Linked DNA regions of Homo sapiens: all the other regions are linked to region 1. Evidence: chromatin contacts called from ENCODE Hi-C or POLR2A ChIA-PET data. All regions are on one chromosome and are shown on one strand. The core of a region is the stretch at or near the end of the contact, and the rest is flanking DNA. Distances in the headings are between cores, read along the strand shown. Region 1 overlaps SCARB2 (scavenger receptor class B member 2). Region 2 holds the start of CCNG2 (cyclin G2). Region 3 holds the start of CCNI (cyclin I). Region 4 overlaps SHROOM3 (shroom family member 3).

What was found. A loop is a pair of places that touch in the nucleus more often than their neighbours do. ChIA-PET counts read pairs that join two places held with the same protein, here RNA polymerase II (POLR2A). Pooled maps may share reads with other maps.
Region 2: a loop to region 1 is called in a map with no recorded cell type, with 15 times the contacts of the local background. The contact joins the promoter of CCNG2 here to the enhancer-like site in region 1. A Hi-C loop is called at or near these places in 1 of 168 maps with a recorded cell type or tissue (IMR-90), 14 of 37 single-sample maps with no recorded cell type and 7 of 50 pooled maps.
Region 3: a map with no recorded cell type shows a loop between it and region 1 (10-fold over the local background). The contact joins the promoter of CCNI here to the enhancer-like site in region 1. A Hi-C loop is called at or near these places in 17 of 37 single-sample maps with no recorded cell type and 9 of 50 pooled maps. POLR2A ChIA-PET finds 5 or more read pairs at or near these places in 1 of 52 experiments (AG04449).
Region 4: a map with no recorded cell type shows a loop between it and region 1 (9-fold over the local background). The contact joins two enhancer-like sites. A Hi-C loop is called at or near these places in 2 of 37 single-sample maps with no recorded cell type and 1 of 50 pooled maps.

Annotation. Positions count from the first base shown.
Region 1 is chr4:76,197,649-76,203,079 of GRCh38, reverse strand. All of the region lies in intron 1 of SCARB2 (scavenger receptor class B member 2), which reads left to right. Among named protein-coding and RNA genes, the nearest start is that of SCARB2, 13 kb to the left of the region's middle. RefSeq lists enhancers at 2,970-3,029, 3,050-3,239. Within about 2 kb of position 3,304, at least 15 of the 41 ENCODE cell types and tissues checked have a DNase peak (open chromatin) inside an H3K27ac peak, as active enhancers do.
Region 2 is chr4:77,154,300-77,159,730 of GRCh38, reverse strand. It overlaps CCNG2 (cyclin G2), which reads right to left and starts at 2,524. Exons shown (of 8, transcript NM_004354.3): 1 at 2,225-2,524; 2 at 1,061-1,198; 3 at 227-364. The coding sequence starts at 1,198. It overlaps LOC101928864 (a long non-coding RNA gene), which reads left to right and starts at 1,667. Exons shown (of 2, transcript XR_244659.5): 1 at 1,667-4,461; 2 at 4,755-4,977. RefSeq lists silencers at 2,216-2,325, 2,356-2,425, 2,846-2,965, 5,308-5,377.
Region 3 is chr4:77,074,739-77,080,169 of GRCh38, reverse strand. It overlaps CCNI (cyclin I), which reads left to right and starts at 4,181. Exons shown (of 7, transcript NM_006835.3): 1 at 4,181-4,698. RefSeq lists enhancers at 3,015-3,985, 3,884-4,113 and silencers at 4,294-4,643, 4,704-4,853.
Region 4 is chr4:76,780,121-76,785,551 of GRCh38, reverse strand. SHROOM3 (shroom family member 3) reads right to left here. Exons shown (of 11, transcript NM_020859.4): 11 at 2,299-5,431. All of the region lies in intron 1 of SHROOM3-AS1 (SHROOM3 antisense RNA 1), which reads left to right. Among named protein-coding and RNA genes, the nearest start is that of SHROOM3-AS1, 20 kb to the left of the region's middle. RefSeq lists silencers at 1,005-1,074, 1,125-1,174, 1,185-1,254 and enhancers at 3,322-3,616, 3,350-3,719, 2,851-3,810, 2,850-4,049. Within about 2 kb of position 2,556, at least 6 of the 41 ENCODE cell types and tissues checked have a DNase peak (open chromatin) inside an H3K27ac peak, as active enhancers do.

The DNA.
Region 1 (5,431 bases), core at 2,055-4,554:
TCAAAAGTTGCAGTGAGCCAAGATTGCACCACTGCATTCCAGCCTGAGTGACAAAAGCAAGACTCTGTCTCAAAAAAAGAAAACAAAATTATTCACTAATTTGGACAAATATATTCAAGAACATTTACTTCAGCATGAAAGCAACACAAATGTCCTATAGTAAAAGAATGATTAAATAAACTGATTTAGTATATTTTTTTAAATATACTAATACAGTGGATTAGTATACAGACATTAAAATAACAGTTTCAAAACCTATTTAATAACAAGGATAATCGTTTATAAAAGATGAGTCAAAAAATGATACAATACATATGATCTCAATTTTGTTTAAAATACACATATATATGACTAGACCAGAGGGAAATAAACCCATATGTTAACAGCGATAGTGTGGATTACAGGGGATTTAAATTTTGTTCCTTTTACTTTCTTCATTGTCCAAATTTTCTGTGACAAATATAATGGAATGGGTAGGGAATGGATGGAGTAGCATTTACCTGATTTAAAGTAACAACAGGCTGGGCACGGTGGCTCACACCTGTAATCTCAACACTTTGGGAGGCTGAGGTGGGCAGATCACCTGAGATCAGGAGTTCAAGATCAGCCTGACTAACATGGTGAAGCCCTTTCTCTACTAAAAATACAAAATTAGCCAGGTGTGGTCATGTGTGCCTGTAATCCCAGCTACTCGAGAGGCTGAGGCAGGAGAATCGCTTGAACCCGGGAGGCGGAGGTTGTGGTGAGCCGAGTCATGCCACTGCACTCCAGCCTGGGCAACAGAATGAGACTCCCTCTCAAAAAATAAATAAGTAACTGAATAAATAAAAAATAAAGTAACAACAATCAGTAGCATCATTTGTGAATAGAAATTGGAGGCAACACATGACTTTTTCTGCACATTTGTAGTAATGTTATCTGCTACTTTAAACATCTCTTCTAATATGAATATAGAAATTTCTGTAGATTGATAATTTATCATAATATCTAGGTATTTTTCCCTTAGATAAATGTGATGTTTTATTGCTTACAAGTCTAGTTTGTTCCTTGTTATATCAAGGAGTTTTTAGAATTCACCAATAAAATGAGAAGGTAGGAGATCTTGTCTACCATTATATCTCCAATACCTAGAACAGTGGCTTAGCACAAAGGAATTGCTAAGTTAATATTTGTGGAAAGAATGAAAGAGTTTCATCAGTTTTAAGGTTGTGAAAATCCTATGCTATACTTGCTATGAAAAAGGATGTTATAAAAAATTCATTAAAACCAAAATTGCTAAAGACAGATCTAACAGACTTAGAACTAATGTTTGTGTGCCTTTGGCATATTAATTATGCATAAAAATAGACCCTGCTAATTCCAAACTAGTCTTAACCATTTATGAAAGGAGGCCAAAATGTCTCCTTGAAAAATAATATTTGCAGCTAAGAAAGTTACTGTCTCTTCTTGATTCTGCAGTACTGAAATTCAGACTTTTTATTTATTCAGATCACCTTTCTTACATATTATTTAGAATATGCGGCATTTTGCCACATTGAAGATTTTACCAAGAAGAACTGGGTAAACAGCAGAAGATGAATGCCTGGCACAGCGTTGTGCTCTACGCTGCGGTATCATCTGTTTCTTCATTAATTATTTATTGTGTCCCTTCTGTGCCAGAAACCATGTTATGTGCTGGGGATCCATGAAAAAGATACAGTTCTTAGTATCAGACCCAATCTGACACTAAAGACTAATGAACACATTTTCCTTATAAAACTTGTGAAGTTTCATGAAAGCAGAGAGAAAACACATAGTTCAGAGGGGCCTTCTGAGAGATGGCACTTCTGAATTGAGCCCTGAAGCCCAAGTAGAAGTGAACCAGGTGATAAGGGCCCTGCAGAGACTTCTGGGTGAAGGGCGGTGAGTGACTCAGGCCAAGGCACTGGCTGAGAACTTGTGTGGTGGGTGCTAGGTAACAGTAGATGGTTGCGTGTTACTGGTGCATAAAGTGCCTACCAGGAAAAGACAGCGACAGGTGACGCAGTTGCATCAGATCACAACAGGTCAAGGACTGTGGACTTTATCCTTTGAGCAGGGGTGGAGTATCTGTTCCCTTAGGCACTTTTGACAGGCTTCTCTGAAGCCTGAGATGGATGAAGCATTTGAAAGGAAAAAGGCTGGAGAGAGGGAGACCAGTTAGGAGCCTACATACAGTATTGTCACAGTCCAAGCCAATGATGAAATGTGCCTTGGGGTAGAAATGGGGAAGAGGAGGAGGTGAAATCAGCAGGACTTAGTGATCAACTAGGGGAGAAAATCATGAGTCCATTTTGGTCATGTTGTCTTGGAGCAGCCTGTGAGATGTTTAGATGGGGGAATTTTATCACAGATCCATGCTACTGGAAGGATCTAAATAATTTCAGGCATAAGCTGTTTGTTAGGCTGAATTACTGAGTCTTGCACATAATTTTTCACTCCCTGTTACATGCATGTTGGTTTTGTGTCCTTAGCTAAATTTCTTCTTACAGACAGGGCCTATGCCTGTTTGCAGGGCATAGTCCGGGCACATAGAAAGCTCTCAGTAGGTACATATTGGGTGATTAACTGAAAAGTATGTTTTTTAGTCCAATTATTAATTTAGCTGTTGACACTGTGAATTCACCATAGAACTTGATAATTTTCCAGTATTTTGTTTTAGTGGTAGTGCCACAGTATTGTGCGTGGAAAAATTCATTATGTTCGTCTTGGTTAAAACTAATAAGCAACAGTTATATTGTGACTCCACAGTGCCACTCTTAATATCCAGAGTCACACTGTAAAACTGATTTAAGGCCTTATGTTGCTTTTTCATTTAGTGTAACTAAGAAGACTCAGCTGATTACAAGGTTTGTCTGGTGGCTGTCATCACCACAGCAGAACCCTCGGTGAGGAAGATCAGTTGTTCCCAAGCCATGGCTTTCTGTTCAGACTGGCAAAGGGCGCCTTTGAGGGGGACACTAGCTCGTTGTATCTGGCGGAATGAATAACTTCCTGTGCCAGACAGTCCGCGGTCTTGAGGCTGAGGTTATTATTTGTTAGTTTCTCAGGCCTTCCTTTGCCGAGCAAGCTCCTGGGAGTGCACACTTGAATGCCCTGAGGATCAGAAATAGAAGGGGCAGAAATTAAAAGTTTAAGTCAAAACAGAGCCCTCTCTGGGCCATCTTGTGGCAGGAGGTTGAGGTGCTTTCTTTGGACCCATTAGCATACTGGGGCTGCGCGGCTGCCTGGAAACTCTAGAGTTGAACTCTCCCTTTTTCGGTTCCTCACCTGTGGGCTCCTTACTAGGAGCTGACAGTGACCTCACGCAGCTGCCCTAGTTTCCTTTCCTCCAGATGGCACGGGTAACACTCGAGGAAACCCTGAGAGTTCAGAGTCCAACTTATGGCTTCTCCATAGTTTCACTGTCCCTCTGGGCTAGAGTTGCCAAATAAAATAAAATACAGGACAACCAGTTAAATTTGAATTTCAGATAACAAATAACATTTTAGTATGAGTCTGTCTCGTGTGATATTTCGGTTCAGTCCGATGTATCAGTTGTTAATGTCCTGCCATATTTATCTCTCTGATGCACTTTTTCTTGAATTATTTGAAGTAAGTTGTAGATATCACACACTTTGTTCCTAAATCCTTCAGCATGCATCTCCTATGAATAAAAACATTTTTGATGTAGCCCATGCAATATTTGGGACATAATTATATTATAAAATTATTTGTTGTTTATCTGAAATACAAATTTAACTGGGTATCCCAGGTTTTATTTGCTAAATCTGGCAACTCTACCCTCAGGGTGCCATGGGGTGGCAGCTGCTGGATGGGTGAGTAAATCTGCACTCCTGGACTTGGTCAGATTTGATTTCATTTACTGGCTTTGTGACTTGGGACAGCCAGTGCCACCATTTCTTTGTCTGCAAAATGGGGATTTTTATTTTGTAGTGTCAGTGTAAAACTCAGAGATAAGGTACATTATAAAGCCCCTAGCATAGCACCTGACTTTAGCAGACTCACAGTAGATTGCAGCTGGCGTGGCAGTAATGGTAACTGAATAGTAACTGCCATTCTCTGAGCTGAAAGTGAGAAAATAAAAATAAAGACACACTGTTTTAGAAATGTTAGCAGCTGTATTTACAACTTCCCTCTGTTCTCTCATTCCCCATCTCTCTTCCTACTTAGTGCATTCGCATGAGCACACACACACACACACACACACACACACACACTCACTCACTCTCCAGCACGTGATCTACTCTGGGATTGACAGAGGGTTTCCTGACAAACATCCAACTTGTAAGGTGGAGGAAAAGAGACATATGAAAGCAGCAGGAAAAGCCACCACTCTTGAGGGCAAGATTTGAAGGGAGTAAAAGGGGCTATGAGGATTTGTCTGAGTGCTGGTGACTCAACTAAGAAGTGGCCAGGCAGAGAAGGGCTGTGGGGGTGGAGGGAGACAGAGGAGAAGCCCCAGCTGTAACATGGTCTGGGTTGGTTATGACTCTGGCATGCTGCCAAGGACAGTTTTTATTGTTCTTGTTTTTCATTTGCTTTGTTTCATTAAGAAGTCAAATGTACTAAATGTTTATTTCTATCCTGAAAGTTGGAGGAACAAGTTCAAGTCACACTGTTTACGCATGTCAGAACAGCCAGGTTTACCCTTCTTTCTGGTAACCCCTTCTTTCTGGAAACCCTTCCACTTGTCTTTGGATTTATGGTTGCCTAAAAGCTGGATGCCAGCCCAGCAAGATAAACCAGGGAGGTTAGCCATCTGTTCATTTATGTTTGCTGATTCTTTCAGGGTTCCTAATTCTGAGGTGATTTTCTTCACATGAACAAATAAATGAGATCTCAAGTCCTTTCTCACTGGAAACTTCACACACTATGATGCTTGTCAGGAAAAATTAGGCAGGAATACAGAGTGCTCACTCAACTGTCCTGACAGTAATAGGAAGAGAAGTGCGGTGGAGTCGAGAGTGGGGGCGGCTGCTCCTGGGCCTTTGCAGCAGAGCAGACCGCAGCTGAGGCAGCATCAGGCTCGCCTTTGTTTTGCTAGAACAGAGGAAAGCCAAGATGAAGTGAGTTCTCTTTGTGTCCATTCCTTCTCCTTGCCTTAGGGTCTATCCATAACATGCTACAGAATCTGAGTTTCTTAGATTTTCACTTAAAAAAAAAGATAAGGGAACATTTTTTTTTCTGCTTACAGAAGTAATTTATTTCTGGTGTAAAAATCCAAACAAAAGCAACAGTGAGTGGAAGACTCCTCCTAATCCGGACCTGAATTATAACTGATACAAATTCTCGACACTCAAAGTTCACATTTTGGTTTGTTTATTTGCAGTCTGTGCTTTTATATTATTTTTGTATTTCAGCCGTTTTTACAGTAAAAATACAAGGCTTTTCTCCATTAACAGATAGAGGA
Region 2 (5,431 bases), core at 1,275-3,774, 960 kb before region 1:
AGAAAGTACTTAAGAGGTAAAACCTAAGACACAACAGAAAAACCTAAGATACAACAATACAATTAATCTTGTAGTCTTATTCTGGCACTAACGATCACAATTCTGATTATAAATTTTTATGTACAGTGGACGTTATTATACCCATTCGATAAATATTTCTTGAACCCTGTGTGCTAGGCACTGGGCATAGAAAAAGGAAGACATATTTATAAAAATGATGAAATACCTTCATAAGAGCCAAGAACCTGTCCAAAATATTGACAGCCAGGACAAAAGTTTCAGTGCAAGATCCAAAAAAGTTGGCTAAACTCCTTAAATCTTCAACTTTGGCATTTCTCAATCCTGGACACAAAGTGTTATCATTCTGCAATAAAAACCAAGAACCAAGGTTTACAATTTTCTTAGAACCAGATGAAAAACACATACAGGTCCAAAGAATAAGGTTAATTTTTTCCCAAGAATAAGGTTAATTTTTTTCCCTCAATCTTCAAGAATATAGGTGGAAAGAGTGGTATCGCTTAACTAAAGCTATACACTTTATCATCTGTAAGACGTAAATCACTGCTTCTTAAAAATACGCATCATAAAAGAGCTTCAGCAATTCAATATAAGGTGAACTGTTGCAAGATTTCAGAGAGTTATAGCAAATATAATTCAATTCCCTTGGAATGGAGAGAAAGGGTTCTTTTGTTTGCTTTTCTAAAGTCATTTAAGATTCTACTATAAATATGTATTTCACAGGCAGAGGGTGTTTGCACAAATGAACTACTCAATTCACCCGGGGTCTCCCATCCTGAAGCTGCAGGCTGGAGTATGGGGGGCAGCGAGGAGGGTGCCACATTAAAAACAACAACAAAAAACCCCACTTCTCTAAAGTATCACTCTCATTCTTGCTAAGAAACAAAAGCATTAACCTGTAATAAGGTTTATCTTGGTACTCCAGAAAGAACAACTTTTAAGAAATTTTGCAGGCTTTAGTCATGATTCAACGGGGGCGGGGGGGTTACCTCCTCCAAGCCCCATCAGCTGCTTGAGCAAGTTATCTTTTCTGCCAACTTACCTCCGGGGTAGCCTCAATCAAACTCAGCCCTTTTTCTCGAGGTTGGAATCTCTCTTCTTGTTCCAGGTAGACGTTCAACAACCCGAGAAGTTGGACCCCTTCATGACCTGCCAAGTGCTCTGCCCCCAAATCCTTCATCTGCAGTAAAGACACCACACAGAGAATGTAATCTGGGGGTAAGAGGGGTGGGGAAGCGGGAGAAAGGGCTGAGGCCAGTACCTCCAGCAAGGGTCGCCCCAGCACACCCCGACAAGGAGCGGGTGAAGGGACCAGTCACGTCCGCCAGAGCCCCAGGGCAATCCCCACCACGGCCAGGGAGGTGTGGCAGGGGGAGGAGCCGTGGTCAGGTCCGCCGGCCAGCGCTGGGTAAGACCGGCCAGCCCTGGCCTCTTGGCGTTTCACAAACAGGAAACTGTCCGCGGGCGCCGGCGTCCCCTCGGTCTGCCCCACCTGAAGTCGCGCCAGGGAGGGCCTTCTGCCCAGGGGACTGCAGTGTGGCGAGCGACTGCAGCGGGTCCCGGGGATGGGGTGTTGCACAATAGGGGGGAGGGGAGGGAGAGTCTCGCGACTGAACAAAGAAGCGGAGGGAGGAGACTCCCGAGCCCCGCCCGCCCGGGGCGCCCAGCTGCAGAAGCCCCTCTCGGAGAGTCCCGCCCCCAGCTTTTCCCGTCCGCTGCTGCAGCGCCGATTCCGGACTTACCCGAGAGGCGGATACCCCCGTCCCAGGAGCCCTGGGGTGGCGCGGCACACCCGGCTACGGTCCGGGGAGAGAAGTCCAGTCCAGCCCGCCCGCCCCGCGCCCGTAGGGACAACACCCGTCCACCCACTGATGCCGGGGCCCCACAACTCTGCAGAGCCCCGGGGCTGTCAATTCGAGAAGCACCACGCCAGCAAGTCCCCGTGACAACACGAGCGGGGGCGGGGGGCACCGAGGCGGAGACTGCCCTTAACCTAGTCGCAACCTCCTTCCACCCCACGAGCATCTATCTGTCCATCGCGGGCGCCAGCTCCCCCCGGGGCTGGGGCTGAGGGCAGCACCCTGGTCGCTCCAGCGGATGAGGAGCAGGCAGCACCGAGGCACTCGCATGGTACCAACCTCCTCAAAGCCCACAGTCCCCACCACGAACAAAGAAACCCACGGCGGCCCTGGGCGGGTCCACTCACCGTGCCGGAGACGCGCCTCCACCCGCCCGCGGCCTCGCGGTCCGCACGGACTGGGCGCAGCGGGGGCTTCCAAACCTGTCTCGCAGGTCGGGGACCCACCGCCTCAGCGGTGCCCCCGGTCCGGCATCCGACCCTTCCTCCCAGGCACCGCCGCCTCGGCCTCACAGCCCCGGCTCCATCCCGCTCCCCGCGCGCCCACCCTCCGCCGCGGCGCAACGCCGGCCGCGGAAGACCAGCCCACCGCCGCACCCCCGCCGCCTCAGCGGAAACCTCCCCGAGCCCCTTGTTTTTGTTAAGAGTTTCGACGCCCCCAAGGGGGCGGGGCACGTGACTCCCCGCGGAGGGATCCTGCACTTCCTCCACGGACTTTAAAAAAGAGTCCCGCCCCTAAGCTGCCGTCTCGAGCCTCTCTCGCGGCCTCCCTAGCTCTCCTTGGCTTTGCCGAGCCAGTCCTCCCGCCTGGCGCTAGGGCGGAGAGCGGAATCTGGGCGTCGGGCTTATTCCGCGATTGATCTGCGTTGGGGAACGGGGGAAGACAGAGGGGCGGAAGGAGATCGTTTCTGGTCTCATTACGCCTTTTAAAGGTCCCCGATTTGTTTTGTTTTCGCTGTTTTGAAAAGTCCGCCCAAAGTAGCCGGCTCTCTGATTGGATGCGGGTGGGGCGATGGGCATGCTGAGGACCTGATTCACCCTCGAATCTGGATTGGCTAACTTATCAGTCTTGGAGCCCTCTGATTGGCTTTCTCCGTAGCCTGAGCCTCTCTCTGCCTTGGGGCCTTAGCAACTCCAGGGTCTGGATTGCGCATGCCTGGGTGTGCAGCGGAGAAGGTATTCAGTTACCTGCCCTGCGGGGCTGTGCCTTCTCGCCTGGCTGCCTCCGCCTTTCTTGGGGGAATGTCACGCTCGCGGCGCTTCTCCTAACAGCTAACCTTTGTGACAGCCTTTTCAGCCACGGGAGAGTTTTCTACATTCCTTCTTTATTTTGTCTTGGCGTTCCATTTTGCAATAACCCACCAAATTATTATAACATTGTCGGGGCGTTTACTAAAATATTCAATAAATGCTACAAGTTTGGGTATTTGCTTTAAAATTTTACAGTCCAAGAGAAAAAAAAATGGAGAAGAGAGGTGAAATAAGATAGGCAAAAAGTTGAGGGTCGAAGCTGGGTGATGGGTACTCGAGGCTGCATTACAGTATTCTTTCTAGTTCTGTGTCTTGGAATTTTTCCATAATTTAAAAAAATTCAGGAGGGACTGAAGGAGGGGCTTTTCAATAAAAACTTAGCACGCTGATGAGGGTACGTAAACATCTAATAATTACGGCGTACCTCCAGAGGTTGTAGTGCTGTTGTTTTAATGAAGACTCCCAGAGCTTCTTGGTCCTTGGTAACCCATAAATTATCATTTATTGTTCATTATAATTAGCGTTGTTATTATAGGCGACACGTCTCCCAGGACGGGACAAAAAGCAAACAAACCAGGTGCCTTAGGCCAGAGACACTTTCACACGGAATATCAATGGGGCATGTGGTTGACTGCCCTGGAACATTTATTTGTTTACTCTCTCCCTCCTAAATTAGAAAATACCATATTCGTGAGTTCTAATCTACATAATCAGATAGTCCCTGGGAAGAGATTTCTCCTTTCTGTTCTTCTATGTGTTTTCTGTGAATTATTTTGTTACTTGTGAAATATGGGAAGGCACACAACATAGCTTTGGCAGCGCTCTTCTTTGCGGAGCAGCTAAGGAATTTTAAAACTAGGTCCCTTTGCATATTAGCTCGGACTAAACACAGGCATCTGTTTGGAGCACAGAGCAACTGGGGGAAGGCAGCCCAAAAAGCTAACACTTATTTCAGAGAGGTGTGAGCTTGGTGAGGGTTTTGGAAAATAAGATAAAATTAGCACACCAGTTTTAAATGATTTACAGGCTACATAATTTTATCCAATGCTTGTTTTATCTTTTAAACATTAAGTGATAACTTTTATTTGACATAATCATCTTGCTGGAAATCTATGCTGATAAACATAATAGGAGCATGAAACTAACTTAGAGACTAGAGCTAAGATTAAAATTACAGAGATGACAGCTCATTGTACAGAGCATCAATAGGCTGAGTGGACAGGGCCCACAGACAGAAAGCAGCTCGACCAACTATCCACCATCAGAGAAATGAAGAGTTTGTGATCAAAGCATGAAGGAGACTGGGGATGTTTTTTTCAAGTAAGAAGGCAAAGGTAAAAAAGGAACATACGTTATTTTATAAGTGATGTGAAAGAGGAAATGCAAATTTATGTGGTAGAAGACTTTAAAAATAACAGACTATATAAAACAAAAAGGAAAAGATTTAGAAATTGTCCTTTGCTTAGGCTACATAATTTTATCCAATGCTTATCTGATCTTTTAAACATAAATAAGTGATAACTTTTATTTGACATAATCATCTTGCTGCTTAGCACTAAATGATATGAAGCTATACTAAATGTGTACTCTATATTTCATAACTGGTATTTTATGTGTCCTTTTACAGACAGCCTCTTGAATGATGTGAACAGTGATGGCTTTCTCTGAGAGTAAGACAAGAAAGCTTTGTAAATGGCGTTGAATTTCCTGCTCTTGGCAGGCCCTGCTCAGCACAGAAGAAAAGACTGATCAAGTTGTCCAAGATGGAGCCCTTTATCCACGTTAGTCCACTTATCTCTTTAAGATTAAAGGAAAGCAATCATTAAAAATACAGATCCAGTAATTATTAATACAGCATCCTCTTTTTTAAACACCTCATTTTAAGAATGATGATATTCTTAGGAAATGGGCTGGGGGATTATGTAGGTTTTCTCTGTTTACTTTGCAGAATTTTTTGTTTGTTAATATATCTTTTAAAAAAAAATTCTCCTCATTCTATTTGTCCTTATCACATTGGCTTACCTTGCCGGAGCTGAAAGTGTTATTTATGAAAAAGACATTATTCCCCTTAGGCTAATCAGGCTTTACCCATTAGCCTTTCCTGAGCTTTCTGGAAGGCAAATTTCCTGTATCATGCACACATACAAAATAAGGAAATCAGAAACTTGGCAGCCCCCAAGAACTTCCAGACAATTTAAGATACTTGGTTTTCTACAGCATGTGGTAGGGGTGCAGTGGGGTTGGGTGATACTGTCACCAATAACCCCATGAAAGCCTGATGTGCAGCCCATTGTCCTCAGTGAC
Region 3 (5,431 bases), core at 2,932-5,431, 880 kb before region 1:
GGCTGGTGCAAACTCCTGGGCTTAATGATCCTCCCAGCTTGGCCTCCCAAAGCAATTACAGGCATGAACTACCACACCTAGAAATGCCGTGTAGAATGGTAGTCTAACTTTACTATTTAGAATTACTAAATAGAAGTTATTTACCAATACGCGGATAATATGTTCTCTTTATATATCTTATTTATTTTCTCAGGGAATTTCATAAACTTTCGATTTTTTACAACTACAATTAATTGTAAAAACAATTATTAGTTATTAAAAAAAATATGGCCTGGCGCAGTGGCTCAAGCCTGTAATCCCAGCACTTTGGAAGGCCGAGGCAGGTGGACTACCTGAGGTTAGGAGTTCGAGACCAGCCTAGCCAACATGGTGAAACTGTCTCTACTAAAAATACAAAAATTACCCAGGCACGGTGGCACACCTGTAATCTCAGCTACTCGGGAGGCTGAGGCAGAAGAATTGCTTAAACCCGGGATATGGAGGTTGCAGTGAACTGAGATTGCACCATTGCACTCCAGCCTGGGTGACAAGAGAGAGACTCTGTTTCAAAAAAAAAAAAAAGTGAATTAAAGTATGGTCTTACAAATGGATACTGAAGAACAAGAATGTCCATATTGGCTGTGCACAGTGGCTCATGCATGTCATCCCAGCACTTTGGGAGGCTGACGTAGCTGGATTGCTTGAGCTCTGGCATTCGAGATCAGCCTGGGCAACATGACAAAACCCCGTCTGTACAAAAAATACAAAAGTTAGCTGGGCATGGTGGTGCACACCTGTATTCCCAGCTAGTTAGAAGTCTGAGGTGGAAGGATCGCTTGAGCCTAGGAAGTTGAGGCTGCAGTGAGCTGAGATCGCACCACTGCAACCTGGGTGACAGGGTGAGACCTTGTCTCAAAGGAAAAAAAAAAAAGAAAGAAAATATCCATACTTTTTGTTCAGACAACTGCAACTAGTTACTTACCCACCTATTAATTACTTGTAATTATATTTATAGTAGATTAAATTGTCACTGGCAATCTCATAGGCAGTAAGATAGTTTTAATAAGGATAAGTATATAATTAAATGGGAGCTCTTAAAGACTCCTGGTAACATTTTAATTGGTTTAATCTTCTGCCTTGCAACTGGCAACTGGTATTCAGTAAAAGCCATAAAAACATAATATTGTTGGACCTAGGAATAGCCCCAAAGAGGTTATGAAGATGTTAATTGAATTATTTTTGTTTTTCATTTTTTGGGTAGCAGCTTTATTATAATTCAAACACCATAGAAGTAATACATTTAAAGTGTACAATTCAATGGTTTTTAGTACAGGTTGCATATCCCTGATACAAAAATCTGAAATGCTCCAAAATCCAAAGCTTTTTGAGTGCCAACATGACACTCAGAGGAAATGCTCATTTTGGATTTTCAGACTAGGTTGCTCAACCAGTAAGTATATAATTTAATGCAAACATTTCCAAAACTGAAAAAAAAGTTTAAAATTCAAAATACTTCTGGTCTCAAATATTTTGGATAATACTCAACCTAAATATTCACAGTTGCGCAACCATCAACACAATCAATCTCAGAACATTTTTCTCACCTCAAAAAGAAACCTTCAAAAAATCAGTTGGGCATGGAGGCATGCGCCTGTGGTTCCAGCTACACAGGAGGCTGAGGCAGGAGGATTGCTTGATCCTGGAGGTCAAGGCTACAGTGAGTCATGTTCACACCATTGCACTCCAGCCTGCAGCCTGGGGGACAGAGCAAGGCCCTGTTTCCAAAAAAAAAAAAAAGAAAAAAAGAAAAGAAAAAAAGAAAGAAACCCCCATATCATTTAACTATCATCCCCTAATCCCATGCCTGCCCCTAGCCCTAAGCAACCACTTCCTTACTTTCTGTCTCTATATATTTGCCTATTCTGGACATTCACGTAAGTGGAATCATATAATATGTGGTCTTTTGTGACTGGCTTCTTTCATTTAGCATACTGCTTTCAAAGGTTATGCATGTTATAGCATGTATTAGTATTTTCTTTTTATGGCCCAATAAGATTCCATTGTATAGGTCGGTGTGACGGCTCATGCCTGTAATCCCATCACTTTCAGGCTAAGGAGGGAGAATTGCTAGAGGCCAGGAGTTTGAGACCAGCCTGGACAACATAGGAAGTCTCATGGCACCCCCATCTGCGCCACGGAGCCAGACCCCATCTCTTAAAAATAAAAATTTGATTGTACATAGATGTATCACATTTGATTTATACAGGCGCCAGCTGATGAACATTTAGGTTGTTTCATCTTTGGCTATTATGAATAATGCTAACGTTTGTAAAAAAGTTTTTGCATGGACAAATATTTTCCTTTCTCTTGGGTATATATTTAGGAGTGGAATTTGCATTATTCTTATTGGAGTGAAAATCAGAAGCAATTTCATGGTCTAACAATGGAATTATGTTACACTCTCAATAGTATTATGCAGAAATGCTACAGTCTCAAGAGTAACATGCAGAAAAATGGTGGCTTTTTTGAATGAAGACCATATAATAATAGGCTACATGAAGTGAAAAAAAGAAAAAAAAAGGATACAACCCACTTGAAATCCTCCTAGGGCTTCCCATTCCTTCTTCTGTTCTATGGCATCTGTCCTCTGCTTCCACATCCTGCCTCAGTTGTCTGAGGGCCAGCCACACTAGCTTTCAGAGATTTTTAGAACGTCTCAGCTTCGGAGCCTTTTCACATAACTTCCTCTGCTTGTATCATTCTTTGCCCAGTGGTTTCAAGTCTCATCTTAAATGTCACTTCTTCAGAAAAACCTTCTCTGATATCCCAAACCAGGCGGAAAGGCAAGCGTTTCCACAGCAGCCGGCGATTTTCCATCTTAACGGTTTTAATACCAGAATTGTTTACTTGGTCAAATATTGAGAGCCTTTTATACACAGGGATAGAGGGTGAAACATGCAAGATCCCTGCCGCCTGCGACCTTATATTCTAGGGAGGGGATACATGCACAAGTAAACAAGTAAATGTACTTGGTAATTTTACATAGTGATAATTAGCTCAATGGTTATCCTCTGTTTGGACTGTAAACTCCATGAAGGCAGGAGCTATGTCTGTCTTGGCTACTTCCAGTTTGCTGAGTCTGGCCACTAAATAAACTCAACACATATTTTTTCACTGACAGTTAAAATAACTATATAAAAAACAAATGGAAAAAACAAACGAGACTTCTATAAATGGTTGAGATCTAGCTCTTCCTCTTTCAAAACTCTGTAATACTACATATTTTTAAATAATTAAAACAATCAAAATAGCAAAAAGTTACCGTTTGTACTAACAGAACCCCAAATAAAACCCATTTATGTCACCACACATTCTTTAAGCACCTGGTAATAAAACCTATTCGGAAATACTCAGACGTGTTGGTTGAGTGGATAAAATCCCCTTGCCACATTGCCAAGCAGGTTCCTCGCCGTCAGCAGTATAATTTACAGTGTTTCACTGAGGCCTTAAGCACCCATGATTTGATTCTCCCTAATTTTCCGATTCCTAAAACCCTTTAGAATCTCCCTCCACCCACACAATGTGGCAGTGAGAAAAACCGCAATTCTATTTACATGTCAACGGTAAGAACACGTAATACTTTGCTAGGTCAACAAATCTGCAAGATCTCCACCCAAGAGATCAGTAGCCCCTTCCCAGTGAATCCTTCTAAGAGCCTGGGGACGAGTAGGGCTAGATAAAACCAAGCTGCTGTAAAGCTGGACCACAGGAGCGGATCGTGAAATCCCCTCCCCCAAGCGCAGCGCTCGGCCGCTTCTTTCTTCCCCAGGCGCATGCGCAGCGCACTCTCCGGCCACCGCACGCCCCCTCAGTGGGGGCCCAGAGACGCTGACGTCACCGTGCGGTCTGCAAGCAACCCTTCCGCTCCTTCAAGGAAAATGAGTCCACGGACCTTCGGCTTTTCTTAGCCACGAGAAAACGTCCTCCCTCCTTCCATCCTAGTGCCAACGACTTCCCCAGCCCGTCTCCTTTCGGCCGCACTTCTCTGTACTTTCGTTGGACCGGGAAGGCGGCGGGGAGGAACAGGAAGGGTGAAAGACCAAGTCCGCGTAGTTTACAAGGAGTGGGCGAGTCTAGGAATCGGTCCGCGAGGGCGGAGCCGAGGAAGCCGGCACTTCTTCCTCCCTTCCCCTCTCTTCCCCTCCCTCCCCAGCCTTCCCCGCGAGCGGACGCGGCAGCGCCTCTGTCTCGCTTTTTCTTATTTTTCCCCCCTTTCCCCTTTCTTTTTTTTTTTTTCTTTTCTTTTCTCCCCTCCCCCCCTTTCACCATTTCCCCTCGGAGGCGCTTTCCCCGGGCAGGGGCAGAGCCGGTCTCACCCCCCGCCTCTCCCCGGCCCCCGCCGCCCTATGGCGAGAGGGAGCCCCCTCCCAACCCGGGCTCGAGCGGCGGCGGCCTCAGGCCGGGGGTCATCATGGAACTAATTCGCTGACCGACCCAGCGGCCGCAGCCGTGCGTCCCGCTCGAGCGCCAGCGCCCGCGCCCGCGCCCCCCGATCCGCTTCCCCTTTCTCCCTCCTCAGTTGGCCGAGTCGTCCCGCGCGCACCGCCTCCGCGCGCCTATGAGAATGAGGTGGTAACGGGCCCCCGGATGACCCCGCGTCACCACTGTGAGGCCTACAGCTCTGCCGGGGAGGAGGAGGAGGAGGAAGAGGAGGAGAAGGTGAGGGGCGGGGGCGGGGGCGGGGGCTCGACGCGTCTCCGCGGCCGGCGTCGACGCGCTGGGGCCCCGCTGCTCCCCCCGCGCCGCCCCCGTGGCAGCGCCCTTGGCCGCGCGCTGCTCGCCGGAGACCCACCCTCCCGCATCCCCCAGCCCGGGGAACCTCGGGGCCGCCCTCTTCGTCCTCTCCGGCCCAGACAGACCCGTCACCTGCCCACTTGAAAACGGCACTACTGTGTTCCTTTTCGGGCCAGTTTTTCTGTCAGCGAGTAACTTTTTTTTGTGGCAGCGGCAAATTAGCTACTCTATAGTGCGTGTTGGAGGCTCTACGAGCCCGTGTTAATACACAAAGAAGGGGACACACCCCCACCCTCAGGTTGAACGATTCTCCGGGGACACCAGGAGGATTACTAACTTTGCACGGCAGACTGAATGCCAAATGAATGGGGTGAACCTCCGGTGCTGTGAAATTCGGGGGAGGGCAACGTTACCCAGGGCTTGGGGCGGGTGGGTGGGGGGAATCCGGGGGAGGTGAGATTTGAGTTGTGCTCTAAAGGCTAGATTAAATAACTGGAATTTGAAAGGAGGACAGAGGAGCCTCCGCTGGAGCTAGGGGGCTCCGTTACAGATCCTTTTGGCAGAAGTTGACAATTGGGTATCAAAACAGTGGAAGGTGTTTCGGGAGGTAGGATGGATTCAGACTCTGAAGGGGTTTGAACTAAAATGTTTATGTTTT
Region 4 (5,431 bases), core at 1,307-3,806, 580 kb before region 1:
AACCATTGCATACAAGGTTAGGTATTCTATTTCTTTTTTTTCTTTTAATCTTTGAGGGAAGATGGGCTTTTAAAATTCTCATTTCCGTATCCATGAGCTGCCTTTGAATTGTTCCTTTTTATCAAATCAATTTTTATTACTACAAAATAAAGCCAATTCCTATATTCTGTTCTAATTAGAGATGAGGAATAGTTCTCATTCACTCTTACATATATTTAAACAATATTGCAACATCTTCTTTATATTTATTAAAATTTAAAATGAGGTGAGATTCTTAATTTTTCTTTCAAATTAAAACAAACAAACAAAACACCTGGGCATGGTGGCTCATGCCTGTAATCCCAGCACTTTGGGAGGCTGAGGCAGGAGGATTGCTTCAGCCCAGGAGTTTGAGACCAGCCTGGGCAACATAGGGAGACCCCATCTCTGCCAAAAATATTTTAAAAAATTAGCCAGGTGTGGTGGCTCATGCCTGTGGTCCCAGCTACTTGGGAGGCTGAAGCAGGAGGATCGCCTGAGCCTGGGAGTTCGAGGCTGTGGTGAGCTATGATTGCACCACTGAACTTAATGTATAAATATGAATCATTTTGGGAATAAATGAACAGGAAAGTATGACAGTTGCAGATGTTGAGATAGAGAAAAACATATGTGGAGACACACCAAGAGAGACGTAGACACATACAGAGGTATACAGAGGCAGAGCTAGGCAGAGAGAGACCTCAACAGAAACAAACCTTAGACATGCTCTTAAATCGGCCTGAATCTAAATCTATTGATTTAGATACTTTGAGTAATATAGGTGTATGGAGCATGTTTAAAGAAAACATAAATGAGAAACTGCTTTCCTTTTGACACCTCCTTCAAGAGATATGTTGGCCATTTTATAGGCACTGTTTTATTATCTGAGAAATGGTTCTTACAGAATCAGCAACTATAAAATTACATGTGGTATCAGAAGATAATGCCAGGGTATATATGTAGAACAATGTGTCTGTGACGGCTATCAATTTATTGGCTCAGCTCTGGAATAACCCTTCAATCAAGTGTCTGTGTAATGGGCAGGGTCCTTTTAAGCATCTTTTACAGTCAGCACGATGTTAAGCTCTCTCCATAGGGGGTGCTGTTGGGGCCCTTTGTGGCTGCTGCCTTATGGGTCAGTGGTATGGGTGTGAGGACATCTGATGGAGTTCTCTTCCAACCACTGCCTACAATTGGTGGTGCCTTGGGACCTTGAAGCCTCATTCTGGCCATAACCTTCTCCTGGGCCTGTGGATTACAAACTTGAGCCCTGAAAGATTCCTGCTGCATCAGTGCCCGGAAGGCCTTCTGCCAACACTGGCTCCTCACTCTCTGAAGATCCTGTGAGGATCACCTGTGACCTGGAGGGTTCCCACTGGGCAGCCACGCCTGCTGCAGGCCCCCACTCTGTGCACAGCCAGGCTGTTGGTTGCTGGTGGACTGACCCAGCCTGCACTCTGGAGGGTTGCTTCCTATGCGCTCAGGGACTGCAGACCAGTTCCAGCCTGGGCAAACCAGCTAACTTCCCTGCTATGTGGGTCGAGTTCAGTTCTCCAAGGAGGTCTGAACCTCAGGCTTGGGACTCTTTCCCAGTTTGTCTTTCCTTGAGTACTCTTCCTTAGCTCTAGGGTACCAGAGAGAATTTCCTTATGTCCTATAGTCACTCGTTTATCAGAATTTAATAACTCTTTATATAAATATTTCCCCTGTTCAACCTACTGTAAAGCAATAGCAATACCAGTGTTTAAGCAAGAAATACAGCTGCCTTTCCACCTAGAGAATAATTTATAGAATGAAGTAGGAATCAATGAGCCAGTTTTTTCATTCACAACTTTCTTCTTGCCTAATTTTGATTTTAGAGTTTCAAAATTGGGTGACAGCTGCTTTCATTTCTCAAAGAAAATGAACACAGTCTTGTTTCATTAGCTAAATTGTCAAATCCACACCAAGGAGAGGTTCTAACTCATATGTAGGATAACATTTGTGATGAAGCAACAGGAATCTGATTCCCACTAAATCAGTAAAGTTCCCACTGAAAAGGCCAGTTGATTAATTTCAGTCAGGGCAGAACTTAAAATTACTGGCAATGTGTGATAAAACTGATTCCTTTTGAGGAAAAATAATTAGTGCAATTAAATCTGAATAAGTGCATAACTTGTTTAAAACAGATCTAAAAAAGAGTAAACAGGGAACAAAATCTGTATCACAACCTTGGGGATTATATAAAAGTAGTGGAGACAGTATAAACTTATATAGCTAATAGAATAAATATGACAGGACTTTCAACTTCTGAGGTTATTTTTATTTTTAAATTTAACTTCAATTTCTGTTTATTTAAATTTTAAAAATTATTCAGATTATTAAATTCATGTTAGTCTTATTGTGATCATAACAGTAGGAACTGTACAGATGATTGGTAGTGGCTCTCAAATGTTAAAATACATCAGAATAACATGGGAAACCTGCTGAAATGCAGTTTCCAGCAGACTTGGTTTTGTCATAGCAATTGGTATTTTTAACAAGCATTCCAAGGATTCTGATGCAGATCGTATCCTGACCACACTTTGAGAAACCATTATTTAGTTTCTGAATGAGCTCCCCATTAAGAAATGTGAAGTTTTATTTAAAAATTAATAAGACAACCCTTTCTGATATTAAAATGGTCTTTATCATTTTATCCTATGCATCCCAAAGAGTTAAGGCAGCAGGAAATACTTTGTTCCCGATAATATATTCCTGTGTAGAAAAGCCCCTTCACATTCACTTGACCACTTTTTATACCTTGTAGGAAATGAAGTTATTTCTGGCTGTAGTTATTCCTTTTTCTAATAGTAAGGTGAATAAAATTCATGTTGTTCTAAAAGGAAAATAATAACTCCAACCTAACAATGAAGCCAGCACTACCATGGACAATTAAACTGAAGAGAAGTAAATTTGGAACCACATAAGAATAAAAAGCCAACATTTCCTTGGGTATCCAGAGACCCAGTATCTTAATAAGAGATGCCTGAATAACATACAAGTTTAAAGGTAGAGCTTAAAGCATATATTTACCATTTAAACTCATGAATTATTTTAGATGAGATATTAACAGTGGAGGAATAGGAAAACTGGGATGTCCCAGGTTGTTTCTCCTTTATAGCTCCCTCAAAGGACCTCAGTTAAGCCCACACTCCTCACCTTAAAAGACAGCCACTGATTCTTAGGGGTGGACCCAAACTTGTTAATCTTCTAGTCTGGAAACCAGCTGTGCAAAACAAACCCTAAAATGTTCCCATAGAGCAAAGGAAAAGATGTTTGGTTTCGACAGCATCTGGTCTCATAGAGAAACTCAGGCACTTTCACTGTGGATCCTCCCTTCATTCTTTGGGGTTAAGTGGCCACCGCAAGAAACAAAACAGCATGAGAAATGGCTGAGTCAACCAACATGTAGTGACATGCCCAGGAACTTCTCAAGTGGCCCAGGAAGTGGAGGCCTCCTGATTTTCTCGCAGGACATTGTCCTTTCCTGGAACCTTGCGGGTGGCTGGAGTATCTGCATTTGGAGTATTGCAAGATTATCTCACCTGAGTTCTGACCAGAAGTGTATCTCCAAAATTATCACATCCACAAAGACAATTATTGACTGTGAGCAAACATTCTCAGTGACATCACGCGTATTCTGAAACCCTGACCAACAACATGCTCCTTACTGTTCTCATGGTCTTGGCAAAGGATACTGTTGGGAGAAAGAAGAATGGTTTCTACTGTAAATGAGTTTTTAAAAATAGTGGGAGAAGAATGCAAAATAGGAAAGGGATAAATACATAGATTTCTAGCTAAACGCATTTAAAAGGAAACTTTGAAAATTTGGTTAGTGATTTCTTTAAAGTACAGAGGTCAAGTCCTATTACAATAAATATCACATCCACCTAAAAATTAGATTTCAAAGTCTCACTTGGTGCCTTACCCATTTCACATAACAGAACAAAGTTTCCACATAATGAAAGAATGGACACAATCCTAGGAGTGTCACAAGCTTTCAGATGTTTGTGGCATGCCAAGCAGCATTGCCTGTTACTGTGCTGTGGGAGTCAATTACTTTTATGTCTATAAATTAGAAAAGTGGCTGGGTGAAGTGGCTCATGCCTGTAATCCCAGCACTTCTGGGACCAAAGCGGAAGGATCCCTTGAGCCCAGGAGTTTGAAACCAGCCTGGGCAACATAGCGAGACCCCCGTCTCTATAAAAAATCAAAAAATTAGCCAAGCATAGTGGTGCACACCTGTGGTCCCAGCTACTTGGGAGGCTGAGATGGGAGGATGGCTTGAGCCTCAGAGGTTCAGACTGCAATGAGCTGTTATCGCACCACTCTGCACTCCAGCCTGGGCAACATAGTAAGACCCTTTCTCAAGAAAATAAATAAAAATTTTTGAGAAAGACTGAATATGTAAAATGTTCCCCAGTCAAATCCCGAAAAATGGTCATCTCGAAGAGTGTTGGGAACTGGGAGCCCCCTGGATTCCTCTGAGGAATTTCACTAAGAATAACTGTAGACGTTTGCTGGCTGTCTTCCACCTGGCTTGGCTTGTGAGGGCTCATTCAGTATCAGCAAGACACACAGGTAGTTACTGATGGAGTTAATTTCAGGCTCCCATGTTGGCCTAAGACTGATGACCATGCAGTGTGGCTGTTGAATGCTGTCACTGGTTCTACTGCTTTCCTGGGAGACAGGACCTCTGAATGAAAACATCCCTGGGAAACCAAGGTGCTGTCTTATTTGTATCAATGGAGTCATGCAGTATATAAGCTCCAAAGAACAAAGCCATAGCTTTGGTTGACTATGCAAAGGAAACTTCTGGGTGGCCAGTTGTTTATAAGTTAATCAAAAGACATCTCTACTGGAGACCCAAACTACAATTTTGATATTCTTACATAGGAGATAAAACTTCATTAAGTAATGAAAATGTACTAAGGGGAGAAGGAGCATTTGGTTCCCTTGTCATTTTTTTTTTTTTTTTACTTCAAAATTTTACTCCCCCAATTTTCTAAGACTGGCTACTATGAAACTCGTAAGCCCAAATCAACAAAGGTGGCCACCAGCCACAGATCAAACGTGAAAAAACAAATCTACCTCTAGCACAGCCTGGGATGTACTACCTGCTCAAAGTATAAGGCTACTGCCATCTCCAGCAGCTGTAAACATAGCCTGGCTGCCAGCCCATAACCTCCTCAGCCTTCCAGTTTGTTTTTATAAGCTTACAACTGGGGCTACAGAGTAACCTCTGAAATGTTATTATTGAAACATGATAAAGCAAAATCAGTCTTCAGAGGTTAAGGAGGCAGTTTTTAATCAAAGTGTGGTCAACAGGTTTGACATTTTAGAAAACATTTTTTTTTTTTAAAGCATCATTAAAACAGCCTCAATAAACAGG